Regions from separate parts of the Homo sapiens genome. Here region 1 is linked to region 2. Evidence: chromatin contacts called from ENCODE Hi-C or POLR2A ChIA-PET data. All regions are on one chromosome and are shown on one strand. The core of a region is the stretch at or near the end of the contact, and the rest is flanking DNA. Distances in the headings are between cores, read along the strand shown.

The links. Hi-C counts contacts between places; a loop is a spot of excess contacts on that map. ChIA-PET counts read pairs that join two places held with the same protein, here RNA polymerase II (POLR2A).
Region 1: a map of endothelial cell of hepatic sinusoid shows a loop between it and region 2 (6-fold over the local background). The contact joins the enhancer-like site here to the promoter of ZBTB7C-AS2 in region 2. A Hi-C loop is called at or near these places in 2 of 168 maps with a recorded cell type or tissue (Ramos and endothelial cell of hepatic sinusoid). POLR2A ChIA-PET finds 5 or more read pairs at or near these places in 5 of 52 experiments (H1, MCF 10A, OCI-LY7 and 2 more).

The regions. Positions count from the first base shown.
Region 1 is chr18:48,289,850-48,296,634 of GRCh38, forward strand. All of the region lies in intron 2 of ZBTB7C (zinc finger and BTB domain containing 7C), which reads right to left. Among named protein-coding and RNA genes, the nearest start is that of ZBTB7C-AS2, 41 kb to the left of the region's middle. RefSeq lists enhancers at 3,693-4,476, 4,729-5,023, 6,043-6,785. Within about 2 kb of position 4,567, at least 7 of the 41 ENCODE cell types and tissues checked have a DNase peak (open chromatin) inside an H3K27ac peak, as active enhancers do.
Region 2 is chr18:48,246,947-48,254,609 of GRCh38, forward strand. It overlaps ZBTB7C-AS2 (ZBTB7C antisense RNA 2), which reads left to right and starts at 5,355. Exons shown (of 1, transcript NR_172886.1): 1 at 5,355-5,891. All of the region lies in intron 2 of ZBTB7C (zinc finger and BTB domain containing 7C), which reads right to left.

The sequences.
Region 1 (6,785 bases), core at 3,317-5,816, 42 kb after region 2:
AGAAGGGTGCATGTTAGTCATGATAGCAGTTACCATCCGAGACAGATACAACGTGGATTCTCACACAATGAAATACAATATAGCAGTGAAAATAAACGAATTTGATATCTATGTAGCAATATGGATAGGTGCTTTAAGTGCTTTGGTCCCCAGTCTTGCTAAGGCTCAGTTTCCACACTTGTTAAAATGGAGATTACAGTAGTTATGCTAGCACCTTCTTTATAGGGTTCTTGTGTACTTTCAAAGAGATAATTAATTCAGAGCATTTAGCACCTCGTACACGCTCAATAAATGATAGCTACTGATATTTTTTACAAAGGGAAGGAAGGAGACTTAAAGCACCCACAGGACCATGGATGGCTCCTGTTACTCCAGGCCATGCCTGTAGCTTCTGGCTGGGGCTGTTAGGTCCAGCCAGGACTCCAAGGTCCAAAAGCCAAAGTGCCCCAGCCTCAGTCCCACCTCCTTCTCAGTCCCAGTCCCAGCCGTACTAGAAGGGCTCCCTTTCAGGGCCGCCAAAGCTACTGAGGGGTAGCAGGACTCTGTGCGGGGAGAGGGTGGGCAATGGCTTCTGTAAGGTGAAGAGGTTTGCAGCCTTCCAGTCAGGTAGCTGCAGTGCCAGGGGCAGGCGTGCCCTGCTCTTTGATTCGCTTGCTGCAGGGTAGACCCTAATTATCCTGGGGAGCTAAGCAGAACTGCTCCCCTGTGGTGTTTTTGAGGGTCATTAAGAGTGTGGGGGTTGGGGACAGACTGTGCTTCCTTCCCTGGGCAGACAACAGGATCTATTGTTGGAGTTGGACCATTAGTCAGCTCTGTGCCGCAGGCGCCCGTCCCCTGGGCCTGCATCCTCTTCCTGGCAAGGCCTCGCCATCTCACTTTGGGAAGATTTGGCTGCCCAGACACCCTCCCACTATGCTTAGGTGGCTGTAGCCAGGACAGCCCGCGGAAAGCCACCCCTCCTGCCACCTCCCTAGTCCAAGAGTGCCCTCCTCCTCTTCCACATAGGTGTTATGTGCTGCGGAGACAGTGAACGAAAGTCAAAATTCCTGGCCCCAAGCCAATATATGAAGTAGTAATCTCTTGCTAGGATTTGTGGAAAGAACATTCTCTAGGCTCTATAAAATGAGAGGCTCCTCAAGTCATATTTAAAAGTTTGGAAAGTGAAAAGAGTTGGGTGCCTGGTATCATCACCCTAGCCCCAACTCCATCTTAGGTACCACAGAACCTTCTGCTTTGGGGACATCATCCTTCAAATGCACTGGCATCTTGGTAAGAATGCACCACCACTATAAGTAGAGGGCTGGCTGAAGAGCATCTCACTTGTGAGCAGCTTCTCAGCAGCCTTTAGCCATGAAGCAGCCAAACATTTATGGCAATGGGCTTCCCATCCCAGGCCTCTCATCTTGAGTTTGTGGTTCCACAAACTCAGGGAGGGTGGTGGTGAGGGGGGATGTTTGAGAACTACCTCTGGGGATATAAAAGGAATGACAGCCGAATCTTCCTCTACCTAGCTGGCCTGGATTCAACAAAGCAGCAACAAAAACTATTCCATAAAGGTGTTTCCTCCCTTGGGGGATTAAAATCCAAGGGAAACTCCAAGGTGGTAAGGTGGCAACAGCAAAGGAGCAAAGCAGCAAAGGAGAAACCTACCTGAGAGCCACGCTCTTGAAACCCACAGGGAGCCCAGGCCTGCGTATCCACCGGGACAGGCAGCCCAGGACTCGGTTGTTATGAAAACCATCTTAGTGTTGATGTGGCACTGCGAATTTGGAAAGTGCTTTAAAATCATTCATATTCCTAGACCTGTAATTAATCAAAAGATTGCACCAATCTATAGCCACAGCCATTATGGTCACTGCAGTCATTTTCCAGTGCTCTTGACCAAAGAGTGCTGTCACCATGGTGATGGTGGCAGGGGTTGGGTGGGAAGTGAACACAGCAGTTAGGGGGATTGGCCAAGCTTTCTGGAGTTTGGAGGCAGGGCTAACTCATAACATGTAGAACACCAGATCTCTGCTAGGAGAGACTCCAATAGGGGACTCAGCCTCTTAAAAATTGCTACCATTAGCCGGGCGTGGTGGCTCACACCTGTAATCTCAGCACTTTGGGAGGCTGAGGCAGGCAGATCACCTGAGGTCAGGAGTTTGAGGCCAGCCTGGCCAACATGGTGAAACCCCGTCTTTACTATAAATACAAATATTAGCTGGGCGTGGTGGTGGGTGCCTGTAATTCCTGCTACTTGGGAGGCTGAGGCAGGAGAATCACTTGAACCTGGGAGGCGGAGGTTGCAGTGAGCTGAGATGGCGCCACTGCACTCCAGCCTGGGTGACAGAGGGAGACTCCATCTCAAAAAAAAAAAATTGCTACGATCTGTTAAGTACTTACATCTTGGCACTGTACATACATTATCAAGAATGTCCATAATTCCTCGTTAAAGCAAGTGCTATCATTCCATTCCATTCTACAGTGGGCACAACTGAGGAACCAAGAAGTTAAGCCACTTCCCCAAAGTCCTACCACTACTAAGGATAGAGTGAGGTTCGAGCTTAGGCCTGTGTGACTCCAGAGCTTTTCACTATGACTCATGGCCTCTCTGACCTCCAAGGTGTCCAGACCCACTAAAGCACTGGACCACTAACTCCCTCCTCCTGCGCCTGTCCCTGGAGAGGCCAGAAGCAGCAGCTGGCAAGAGAGAAGGACAGGGGCAAGCAGAGAGAAGAGATGCTGTCTATGCCTCATGCTCGTCTGCTGCAGGTAGCCAACCTGGGCAGGGACCTGGGGTGGAGAAGGAGGCAGAAACTGAAAACTGGATGAAAGACTGAGGATCAAGCTTTAAACTGGGCTAGACTTTCAATACCTAAAAACAAAGCCATTCCTCAATACCTGGGTATGACAAGAAAAGCTAGATTTGATTCAGGAGCTGGAAAGGAGTCCATGGAGTGGTATGGAAAACAGCAAGGTGAGAAAAAGAAAGCTCCTTCATGCTCTCACCCATTGAGCCCAGCTCCCAGCATAAAGCATTGAAATCTACTACTATTACTGCTGCTGCTATTCATTGAGCCCTCACTCGGTGGCAAGCACTGTGGTGACACCCCCACCCCTGCCATGGTCAGCTTTGCTTATCTCTCACTCCCTTAGAATATCAGCTCCTTGAGACAGGAACTGTGTCTCACTCAGCATTACAGCTTCTGCATTGGCACAATGTCCGGCCCACCAGAAATACTCAACAAACATTTGATAAACAAGTGCTCTAAACCACTGTCTTAGTCCGTGTGGGCTGCCATAACAAAAATACCATAGACTGGGTGGCTTCAAAACTAGAAATGTATTGCTCCCAGTTCTGAAGGCTGGGAAGCCCAGGATCAAGCTGCTGGCTGATTTCCGTTACTGCTCATGTCCTCACTTGGCCTTCCTCACTGCATGCACACAAAGAGATGTCTCCAGTCTGTTCCTCTTTTTACAAGAACATTCATGAGCACCCTACCCTAATGACCTCATCTGACTCTATTCACCTCTCAAATGCTCCATCCCCAAATATCATCACATTAGGAATTAGGGTTTCAACATAGGAATTTTGAGGGGACATAAACGTTTAAACATTCAGGCCACGGCACCCATAAATCATCGTCTGGCACTTAGTATTGTTTGCAGCATCTCCCACCCAATTCCCTTCTCTTTTTGACACAATTTAAATCTGGGGGAGATACTAATAAACTTCAAAATGGCTCCCCAAATAGGCGCGATGGTAATTAGAATAAAAGCAGTCCAAAGACTGAACAGACCAAGTATAAATCATCAAAGAAGAAGAGTGTAGAACTGGACCAAAAATGGGGGTAAGAGAATCCTCTCCCCTCATCCCTATGAGGCACAGGCTTAAACTCTAGTAGTCTCAGTCACTTCGGTCCAGAACATTAGCACACTTTTCAACCTTTAAGAAAAAAAAATATAAATAAAGACAGGGTCTTGCTATATTGGCCAGGCTGGTCTCAAATTCCTGGCCTCAAGCAATCCTCCAGCCTAAGCCTCTCAAAGTGCTGGTATTACCAGCATGAGCCACGATGCCCAGCCTTTCAACCTTTTGTTTAAACTTCACCTAGAACAATGAAATGAACAAGCTGGAGATCAGGCCCGCTGTGGCCGTGTTTCTTGGGTGAGGTGCTGGAGCTTGGGCCTGGGCCTGCTATGGCCACCGTGGGAGTCATTAGCACGAATGCGGTGTTTACCTCCCTGGGGAAGGGCAAGCAAGCTGCTGGCGTGGTTCAGCATGCACCTTCCCCTGGGAGCCCGGAGAGCACATTAGCAGAGGCTTGGAGAGGGGACTAGGCAATCAGCAGGTGCGTGTGCACATGCCAGCCTGGAATTTGAAATTAATCACCTGCGGAAGGCACAATGGGCAGATGGGAGGGAGTTGTGGGAAAGGCGTTGAACCAGCAGCCGAAGCAGCTACTAAATTTAGCCTGGTCCCCAAAGCAGGGCTTAATTAAATTAATCCTGCACACCCCCACCCCCACTCCCAGGCCCCGTTCCTAGGTGAGTTTTTTTCTGTTTCTAGCTTGGCTCCCATTATAACACAAGCCTCCAAATGTTGATCCCCTTGACAGGTGCCCCAGGCCAGCTCCTCTGGTGCCAGTGCTGGGAAGGAAGTGCAATTCCCAGCTGTCCCTGCCGCTCCTACAATGCTGGGTGCAGCCCAGAGCGAGGCCATTTGTGAGGATTTGCCAGGCTCTCTAGCAGCTGAGATGGACCTGGCGCTCAGCTGCCCTCCACCCACACGGTAAGGTCCCCACATCAGGGCATGCCTGCTGTTGACCTGCCCCCCACCCCTCCCTTCCTGGTCACTGCTTGTCCCCACACAGAGGGCTTCACCCCTCCCCCAACACCAGCAGGACAGTTATTCCAGCTGATCTCATGCAGCCCCAGGGCTGTGGCAGGGAAGGCTATCTTGGCTCCATGAGTCAGCTAAGTGAGTTATTAGTTCCCAAAATTTTAATCTGTACCTTCCCTGAATCTGCTGCCCTGCCACTTGGCCTCCTCTTTTTCATTTATACAACTTCAGCAACTGAATAGGAATTAGGAACCGTGAGCTCTGATTTCTGCCTACTGCAAGCTGGCTGCAGTACACTGGAGAGAATATTTCCCTGCTTGGGGCATCCTGCTTCTGCTTGAAAAATAGGAGGTGAGAGGGCACACACCAGGCCTGGGCATGAAAGTCAGTGCCACTCAGGAAGCTTTCTGACTGCACTTGCCTGTCTCTTTCCCCTCCACAGGGGAGAAGCCCAGGCCTCAATTTCTGTACACATCAGCATTGCCTGCAAGTAACGTCTTGTTAAACACAGAGCACCCAGCCATGCCCCGGAGTCTTCGGTAGGTCCAGGGTGGGCCTGGGAATATGCATTCTGATGAGTCCCCAGGTAAAGCTGCTGTGGCCCAGGGGCCACATTTCAGAACTGAGGCTCCAGATATCTCTAACACCATTCCGTGGGGCTTGCACAGATGATGTTTCTAGCTTACTCAGCATGATTTTGTGGAGGTGGAGGTAGCAGTCCCTGGTGGCCTCTTCGTGGGGTGCTCCTTCCAGAATGTTTCCTCTGCGTCATGTGAGGAAGGCGGGATCCAGTGGCGTTGGGCGCTAGAAGCCTCTCCCTTCCCCGGCAGACCCAGAACGCCTGGCCTTCTAGGACCCAAGCCCAAGAGGACTCAGGCTAAGATTGTTTTTAGCTGAGGAAGTCAGGCACAATTGACCCACCCGCTGCCACACACAAGCAACTCTTGGTGGTCAAATTCAATTCAACAAAACTTTACAAAGCTCATTTTACTGGCCTGGCTCACTTTGGGGCTGAAATGGTTTCAGAGGCCTAGAGCAGCCTGGAATTCACAAGGAGCTGAAACTCTAGGTGGCAGGCCTGAGCCAACGCAGCTGAAAGAGCCCCTCACTGTCCGCATTGGCTTCTCCTCCTCCCTCAGCCCAGCAGCAGCAGGAGGGGGGCAGTCGCAGGCGAGTGGGGAAGAGATAGGGGTCAGGTGGGGGACCCATCCCAAAGACACAAAGACATATCTTCCAAGTATCTGAACAATCCTAGGACGGAGTTTTGCATTGGCCCAATTAGAGACTGGCTAGGATCCCGGGCTCGGTCATCTCCATAGCATAAATCCCTCCCTTCCACTGGTACCTCACAGTCAGTGTCCAACAGGGGAGCTACCTCCAAGCCAGAGAGTTCCCTCCTGGGGCTGCACCTCCCCCTGAAGATGGCCCGTGGCCTGGGCCTCACCAACCACCTGCCATGCCCATGCGCCTTGGTCTCAGCACCTGCCCAACCTCTCACCACCCCCCACCACCTGCTCAGGCCCCCTGGATGGCTGCCAGGCAGGCCTGGGCTGCTCCCCATGCAGGATGGGGAGGGGGCATCCCATGGAACCCTGTGCCAGGCAGGGTGGCAGCCTCCTCCTCTAGGCTCCCTTTCTGTGCCCTCAGAAATCTGCTCTCAGAAAGGGCTCCTCACTCGGGAGCCTCTAGTGGTCCCCGCTAACCCTCACCACCAAGCCTAAGGCTGAGTCCTAGCATTTCAAGAGGCTCTTCTCTCCTCATCTCCTTTTTTATTTTCCTTTAAGATGTCTCCTTTTGTTTTCCTCTCCCATCTCTATTTGTCTTTTCTGAAGTCTTGGAAACTAATTACATTATTTTTAAAAATTAGGTAATACAGGCACACGATGGAGCATCCCAAAAACCTTCAAGGCCACATAGTGAAAAGAAGCTCCTCTCCCACAGCACGTTCCCGAGTCTCGGG
Region 2 (7,663 bases), core at 4,105-6,604:
GTATTCAATGATATATACACTAAAATTATACCATGACAAAGTGGGATTACCCCAGGGTTGCAAGCAAGTGTTGCCTCATATAAGGGGTTCTATTAATATGCTACACCACATCAAGACGCTAAGCAGGAAAAGCATCTTATAATTTTAGTGCATACTTGACAGGTATTTTATAGAAATCAACAATCATTCCTAATAAAAATTTCAGAACTAGAATTAAAAAGAATTCCGGTTAACAGCATAGAGCATCCATATTTAAATTAGCAATAATTCCTCTACATTCAGAATATATAAAGATGCCTACTATTATCATTGTCATTGAAATCATTCATAAAAATATTATTATTTAACATTGTCTGGAAAGTTTTTAAAAACAACGACAGAAAAGATAAAGACACCCCAATGGAAATAAATACTGAAAAAGAAGAGACAAAAATATCTCCTGTATATGATGTGATTACATACCTGGAGAGTTAAATCAGCCAAAATGATTCAAATATAAAAATATCCAGTGATCCTGTTAAACTGTAAATCAGATGTCTGTTTCATGCCCTCTCAACTTTGTGGCTTCCCATCTCCCTCAGATTAAATCCAGTGTCCTTGGCCCCATACCATCTGGTAACAACCTTGTTTTGTCCAATTCTCCACCTCTTCTGCTTCACTCCAAACACATGGCTTTCCCTGTTTCTCAGTGATATGCTTAGGCTTTGTGTCCCCACCCAAATCTCATCTTGAATGTAATCCCCATAATCCCCACATGTCAAGGGAGAGACCAGGCTGAGGTAATTGGATCACGGGGGTAGTTTCCCCCATGTTGTTCTCATGACAGTGAGTTCTCACGAGATCTGAGGTCTGCTGGTTTTACAAGTGTTTGATAGTTCCTCCTGCATTCATTCTCTCACCTGCCACCCCCCTGCGAAGAGGTGCTGATATGTTTTGGCTGTGTCCTCACCCAAATCTCACCTTGAATTGTAACAATCTCCATGTGTCAACGGCGGGGCCAGGTGGAGATAATTGAATCATGGGGGTGGTTCCCTCGTACTGTTCTTGTGGTAGTGAATAAGTCTCACAAAATCTAATGGTTTTATAAATAGGAGTTCCCCTGCACAAGTTCTCTTGCCTGCCACCATGTAAGACGTTGACTTTGCTCCTCCTTTACCTTCTGCCATGATTCTGAGACCTCCCCAGCCATGTGGAACTGTGTCCACTAAACCTCTTTCCTTTATAAATTACCCAGTCTCAGGTATGTCTTTATTTGCAGCGTGAGGACAGACTAATACAGGTGCCTTCCACCATGATTGTAATTTTCCTGAGGCCTCCCCAGCCATGCAAACTGTGAGTCAATTAAACCTCTCTTCTCTACAAATTACCCAGTCTCAGACAGTTCTTTATAGCAGTGAGAGAACAAACTAATACACTCAGGATGCCACATATGTTCCCATCTCAGGGCCTTTGCACTTTCTGTTCCCTCTGTCATCTCATCCAGGTCTGCTTGAATGATACCTTTTGATACTGGCCCTCCCTGTCTTCCCTATTGCAAATGTCACTTTGTCAGTGGCCTGTCCTGAACACTAAATCTTTCCCTGGTCATTGTTTGTCCTCTGACTATGCTTTATTTTTTTCTTTATAAGATTTATTGCTGCCATGCTTATTAGTTATGTTTTTGCTTATTGTCTCTCTTCTCGCTAAAATGTAATCTCCAAGAAGATGAAAATTTTAGATTCTCAGAACCTAGAAGAATATCCGGCCCACAAAAGGCACCTGGTAACTCGATGTTGAATAAATGATTAAATGAAAGGCATATAAAACACACAAGAGATAGGTAAAAGAATTACTATCTCTTCTTCAGAAAAATAAGAAGTACTCACAGATTGAGATTGACAATTTCCATACATAATATAAAGCTTTTCTGTAATAAAAATAAAAATTAAAAAGGACAACAAAGTATTTGAATAAACAAAACAAAAATGATTAATAGTTATCACCTACAAAGAGTGCATTTAAATTTATAAAAACACCAAGACCATAACAAACAGATAATTCACAGAAAATTATATACAATATAAACAAATACATGGAGAAATAGTAATCTTCACTAGTAAACAAAGGAATGTAAATTAAAGCAAGTTGAAATACTGTTTTATCTGTCAAATTAGAAAAACAGTTTTTGCTAACTGCTATTGAAGTGGAGAAAAAGCTAGTAGATTCATTCCAGAGTGATGGCACTGTATTAAATAATATTTTTGCAAAGCAATTCAGCAATATAGAGAAAGAGCCATATACATGTCTGTGTCCTTTACTAGTAATGCCTCTATTAGGAATTATTCCTATGGAAATTCAATAGCAGCAAAAAGCTATTTGCAAGAAGATGCTCACTGTAGTGTTATCTATAAAAGCCCCAAACTGAAAACCATAAATGGCCAACATTAAGGGGAATGGTTTAATAAATTACAGCACCTCTGTACAATGGAATATTACGTGGCCATTAAAATGGTAATTATGCAGAAACATGAAAAATGTTTATGATCCACTGGTCATTGAAAACAGGCAGAATACAAAATAGTAGGCATATACCACAGACAACACTCCCAGCATGTATTACATTTAGAAGAGATAATAAGTAAAAATAATATAATAGTTGGTTTGGGGTTAGTAGAATTTTATAGGTGACATAAGAAATATTATTTTTTAAATGTTCTCTTTAAATTTTCACACAGAAGCTCTTGTAATTTCTAACAGGTTAGATTCTGAAAGGCTCTTCCTGTGCCTGAAGTAATACTGCACCAACTATCAATTTGTACATAGCCCTGTAAAACTTTATCATCTTTACTTTATTTACACTACAATAGCAAGACTCTTCTTACCACCACTTTTAACACTCCCTCTGCTGTGGAGTTTAAAGGCAATGCAGAAATATGTCGAACAAAGGAGGAGGCAAACAAAATAAGATGGAACACTAAGGCTAGAGCGAAAATGACCCTGGAAACCACTCCAGCCACCTGTCCATGGCCGGCAGAGCTAATGTGTTTTTGCCTTGGCCGGAAGTTTTGCTTATGTGTCTGAAAGCTGTTAGGTGGAGGGGAGTCTCCACTTTGCCCAAACCAGAACACATGGTCTAGAAACACAGCTGGGACTTGACTCAGCCACCCTCTAAAACCCAGGCACAAGCCCAAATGGATTTCCCCAGTGACATGCGCAGGGGTCAAGTGGTTCCACTGATCCAGAACCCCCAACATCTTTGAAAACAAGCACAGCTTCATAGCATAGAATGGGATTGGGGGTCCAGTCTTCCCAGAATATTTTCTTTCCCATCTTCCCCTTGGGGAACAGATTCACCCACCTTCCTTGTGATACCTTCCTGATCTTTCTGCTAGATCCTAGCTGGGAGACCTTGAACAAGTTAGTTAAACTCTCTGCGCCTCACTTTCCTCCGTTGTAGAAAAGGGGATAAGAAAAGCCCCTACCTCACAGCACTATGTGAGCATTAATGAGTTAATATGTGTCAAGTGAAGGGAACACTGCCTGCCATATAACACTCAGATGATGCTAGTTATCACTAACTGTTGTCCTTGTGGTGGAATTGACCTGATCTCTCTTTTGCTCCACTGTGGTATGTGCCCATACTTAATAAAAAAACCCAGTCCCAAACTTGGAATGGGACAGAACCTTTTTGCATGATGTAATTTCCAAGCTCTTTCTGGGAAGAAATTAGCATTGATAAAATGCTTAAGCAATTTTCTGACAAACTTTAATGAGATTAAGACCTCTTCTGGGAAGCCAGATACCCACCCACTCAGCTGACTGTCAGTCAGGATCTAATGATCTTGAAACAATCTTTTTTTTTTTTTTATATCCAGTCTAACAGTGATTACTTAATCATCCTGTTTTTCTATAAAATTTTTCTATAGGAGACAATCTCTGAATTAACCCACTAATGCTTCTTTTCTTGTGATTTGCTTGAACTTAAACTTCGGCATGTGTTTAAAAGTAAAATATCTGACCAGGCATAACCTCTCATGCCTATAATCCCAGCACTTTGGGAGGCTGAGTTGGGAGGATCATTTGAGCCCAGGAGTTCAAGACCAGCCTAAGCAACATAGCAAGACCTTGTTTCTACTAAAAATAAAAATAAAAATAAATTAGCTGGGCGTGGTTGTGTAGTCCCGGCTACTCAGGAGAATGGGGCAGGACAATCACTTGAGCTGAGGAGGTTGTGGCTGCATTGAGCCATGATTACACCACTGCATTCCAGCCTCGGTGACAGAGCAAGAACCTGTCTCCCCCCAGAAATAAAGAAATAAAGAATATAAAAGAAAATGTTTGAACAAAACAAACAAGTCTATTATAGCATATAAAATAGTTGATAGCATTTATTTGTATTCTTAGTTCTAACATTCATACTAGGGGAGGGACCCTGGGAAGTAAGGACCACACTTGTGATGCAGGATCTAAAAAGAAATGATTTAGGCAGATAGTGAGGGTAAAAGAGTCTTCAGTAAGGATTTCCTTTTAACAAAAAGCAGCCCTCAAATCATTTCCAACAAAAAGCAGCCCAGAAAATCAAGCTGCAGCCTGAAAAAGCAAGCTAGAATCTTGCACAGGTGAATGCCAGCAGCTGTGCCAATAGGAAAAGACTACTTGGGGCTAGGCATGTTCAACATGGCGGCTCCATCTTCCCTTTTCTTTGTCAACCATGTGTACAGTAAGGATCAGACAATGTGGCACTGGCCAGGTAGAGAACCCAATCTGCATACTAAAAGATCAGGGCGGGATGGCCAGCTTCTTCGTGGACTATGCAAACGTCACACCTGCTCTGACCAATCTCTGCGGCCCTATGTGAATCAGACACCACCTCCTCAAGCTCACCTATAAAACCCTGTGCATTTCACCATGGAACTGGGAGACCCATTCAGGTGTCCCTCTCTCTCTCTCTGCAGGAGAGAGAGCTATTCTCTTTTCTCTTTCTTTTGCCTATTAAACCTCTGCTCTTAAACTCACTTCTTGTGTGTCCACGCTCTCAATTTCTCTGGTGTGAGATGAATCTTGGGTATTTACCCCAGACAATGACACCACTTGATTTGTTTTTACCCATATTTTTATCTAGCACTTAATATTGTGACTGATATAGAAAAGGTAATCAATAAATGTTTGTTAAGAGAATAAATTAATGAAAGAACAAATAAACTTTTAAAAAGAATTGAAAAAAGCAGCACTTACTATTAGCCAGAAGAACTGGGAGACTGCGTTACAAAGCACTACTGGCTTTGGACTCAACCCAGGGGTTGAAACATGTTTTTAGCTGTGTGGTTTTGGGAAAGTTTATCCACCTTCCTGACCTTCCATTTCTTCATAGCACTATGGAGAGAATAGTGCATTGTGAAGGTATTGTGAGTTGGGACAACTTGTACAGAGAATATAACACAATGGCAAGTACATTTGGGCCTAAAGATATCTTAGTTCTCCCTCTTGCCACTGACTCTTTTTTTGTGATTGGAAAAGTTACTTCCTCTCTCTGGGCCTCAGTTTCCTCGTTCTTAAATAATAAAAAAATCCCTCATGGGGCATGGCTCCTCTCTCCCTGCCTTCACTTTCTGCAGGCACTGCTGGTGTGTGCTCAGGTGTACCTGCCTCTTCCCGTCAGGTCCCTGCTTTGCATTTGCACCTGCCCCCCTTTTGTTTGTAGTCTAAGTGACATGGGTCTCCCTCTCTTTCCTCCAACTGCATCGCTCAATCCTGCAATGTGTCACAATGGTGTGGAGCTGTCATTCTGGATGATGTGGCGTGACCTCACACTGATGCCATTCCCCTCCCACCAAGCCAACCTGGCTTCCTCCTCCACCCATGGAATAAGCCAGAATGCTGAAAGTGGGAGGGAAATAGAGCACCAAGGTTAAGGAGGCAGTCCCTGACATTTATTAGTGGAATTTCTGTTTCTATGATGAATGTAGAGATTTGGGGTGACTGCCTCTTAAGGTGATATGTAGGGAGATGATGAATCCCAGTGTTTTCCTTAAAGATCCATCCAGTTTAGAGGAAGACATACATATACAAAGTCAATATTGAAAAGATTGTATAGACCTATAGAATAGAGAGGAGGGGAAAGAGATGTGCTTGGACTTAACAGCAGTGCAAAGGCTGCTGGAGCAGTGCCCTGAGCTGGCCCTTTAAGGATGGATAGGATTCACTCAGATTTGTGTGGGTGAATAGGCAGAGCCTTCCAGGGCTCTGAAACTGATGGGGTTATGGTGGAATAGGGGTTGAAAAAAAGAGAAAAAGAGAAAAAGAAAAAAAATCCCTCCTGTGCCAGGGATCTAGTCAAGGTAAAATAAATACCTTTAAAAATACTTAAAAAAATAAAGATCCAGGGCAGACTGCAGCTTTCAGCCAAGGTAGAGAGAAACAAGGACTGGATTTACCCTCCCACCTGGAAAAATTAAAATACTAGACAATATAGGTGAAACAACAGTTTTCAAGACACCAGACATGAGGCACTGAAAGACAGTGGTGCTTGAGAGATGAGAAAAACTAATGTGAGCCCTACAATTGCCCAAACTGTAGCCTTGAGAGAGTGTCCAGGCCATAGAGCAGGAAGGGAGAACTGAGGCACTAGCATTCTTCCTGAGTAGAAGAGACAGAGCTGAGCATCCAGGGAGATCAAGGCAGTTAAAGTTCATAGGACAGAGCACCAGAGAGAAGAGAGAGAAAGAACCTCAGAGATCTGTAGAGGGCTCCCCTCAAGTAATCATCAGAGTACCGATTAGTGCAAACATGTCAGGAAAATACCCAAAGCCAGGAAAAGAACCACCCAAAAAGGGGTAAAAGAAATAGTACTGAAGTAACCCTCAAAGGGTTAACAAGAATTCTGGATAGAAATACAGTTATAATTAAGCATTAGTCAGGCTGTGCTTTGACCTACTTCCTTGTAACTGAAAGTCACAGTAGCACTAGATACTGACCACATGCATCCCCATTGTTCCAATAGGTAGGATCTCAAAAATTGCTTGTTTTTTAGATCCTAAATTCCAGCAAAACAGCTAATACCAACCAGCCTGAAGACCCCCATAGAAGAAGTGAATCTCATGAGAATACAGTTTCTTCATCACCTTGTCCCATGACTCTGATATAGGAGTTAAGAAGAAATTACTTATGCAGATAGTGAGGGTATGGGAGTTGTTGGTAAGGTTTTCCTTTTTAACGAAAAGCAGCCCCCAAACCATGTTCTAATAAAGAGCAGCCTGTAAAATCAAGCTGCAGACATAGACAAGAAAGCTGGAAGCTTACATGGGTGAATGCCGGCAGCAAAATACTACCTAGGAATAGGCAAGTTCAAAATGGCGGTTCCATCTTCCCTTCTCTCTTTGCCAGCCACGTGTACAGTAAGGAGCAGACAAGATGGCCCTGGCCAAGTGGAAAGCCCATTTGCATAATAAAATTAGGGTGGGGTGATCAGCCTTCTCCTTTCCCCGCTGCTATGTAAACATCACACATGGTTGAACCAATCTGTGGGCCCTATGTAAATCAGGCTCTGCCTCCTCAAGCCTGCCTATAAAATCTGCTGCAGTCCGCCGCTTTTCCCTTTTTCGGACACCTCTATCCTCCTCTCTCGTTTCTTCTGCCTATTAAACTTTCCGCTCCTTACCCCACTCCATGTGTGTGTGTCCATGTC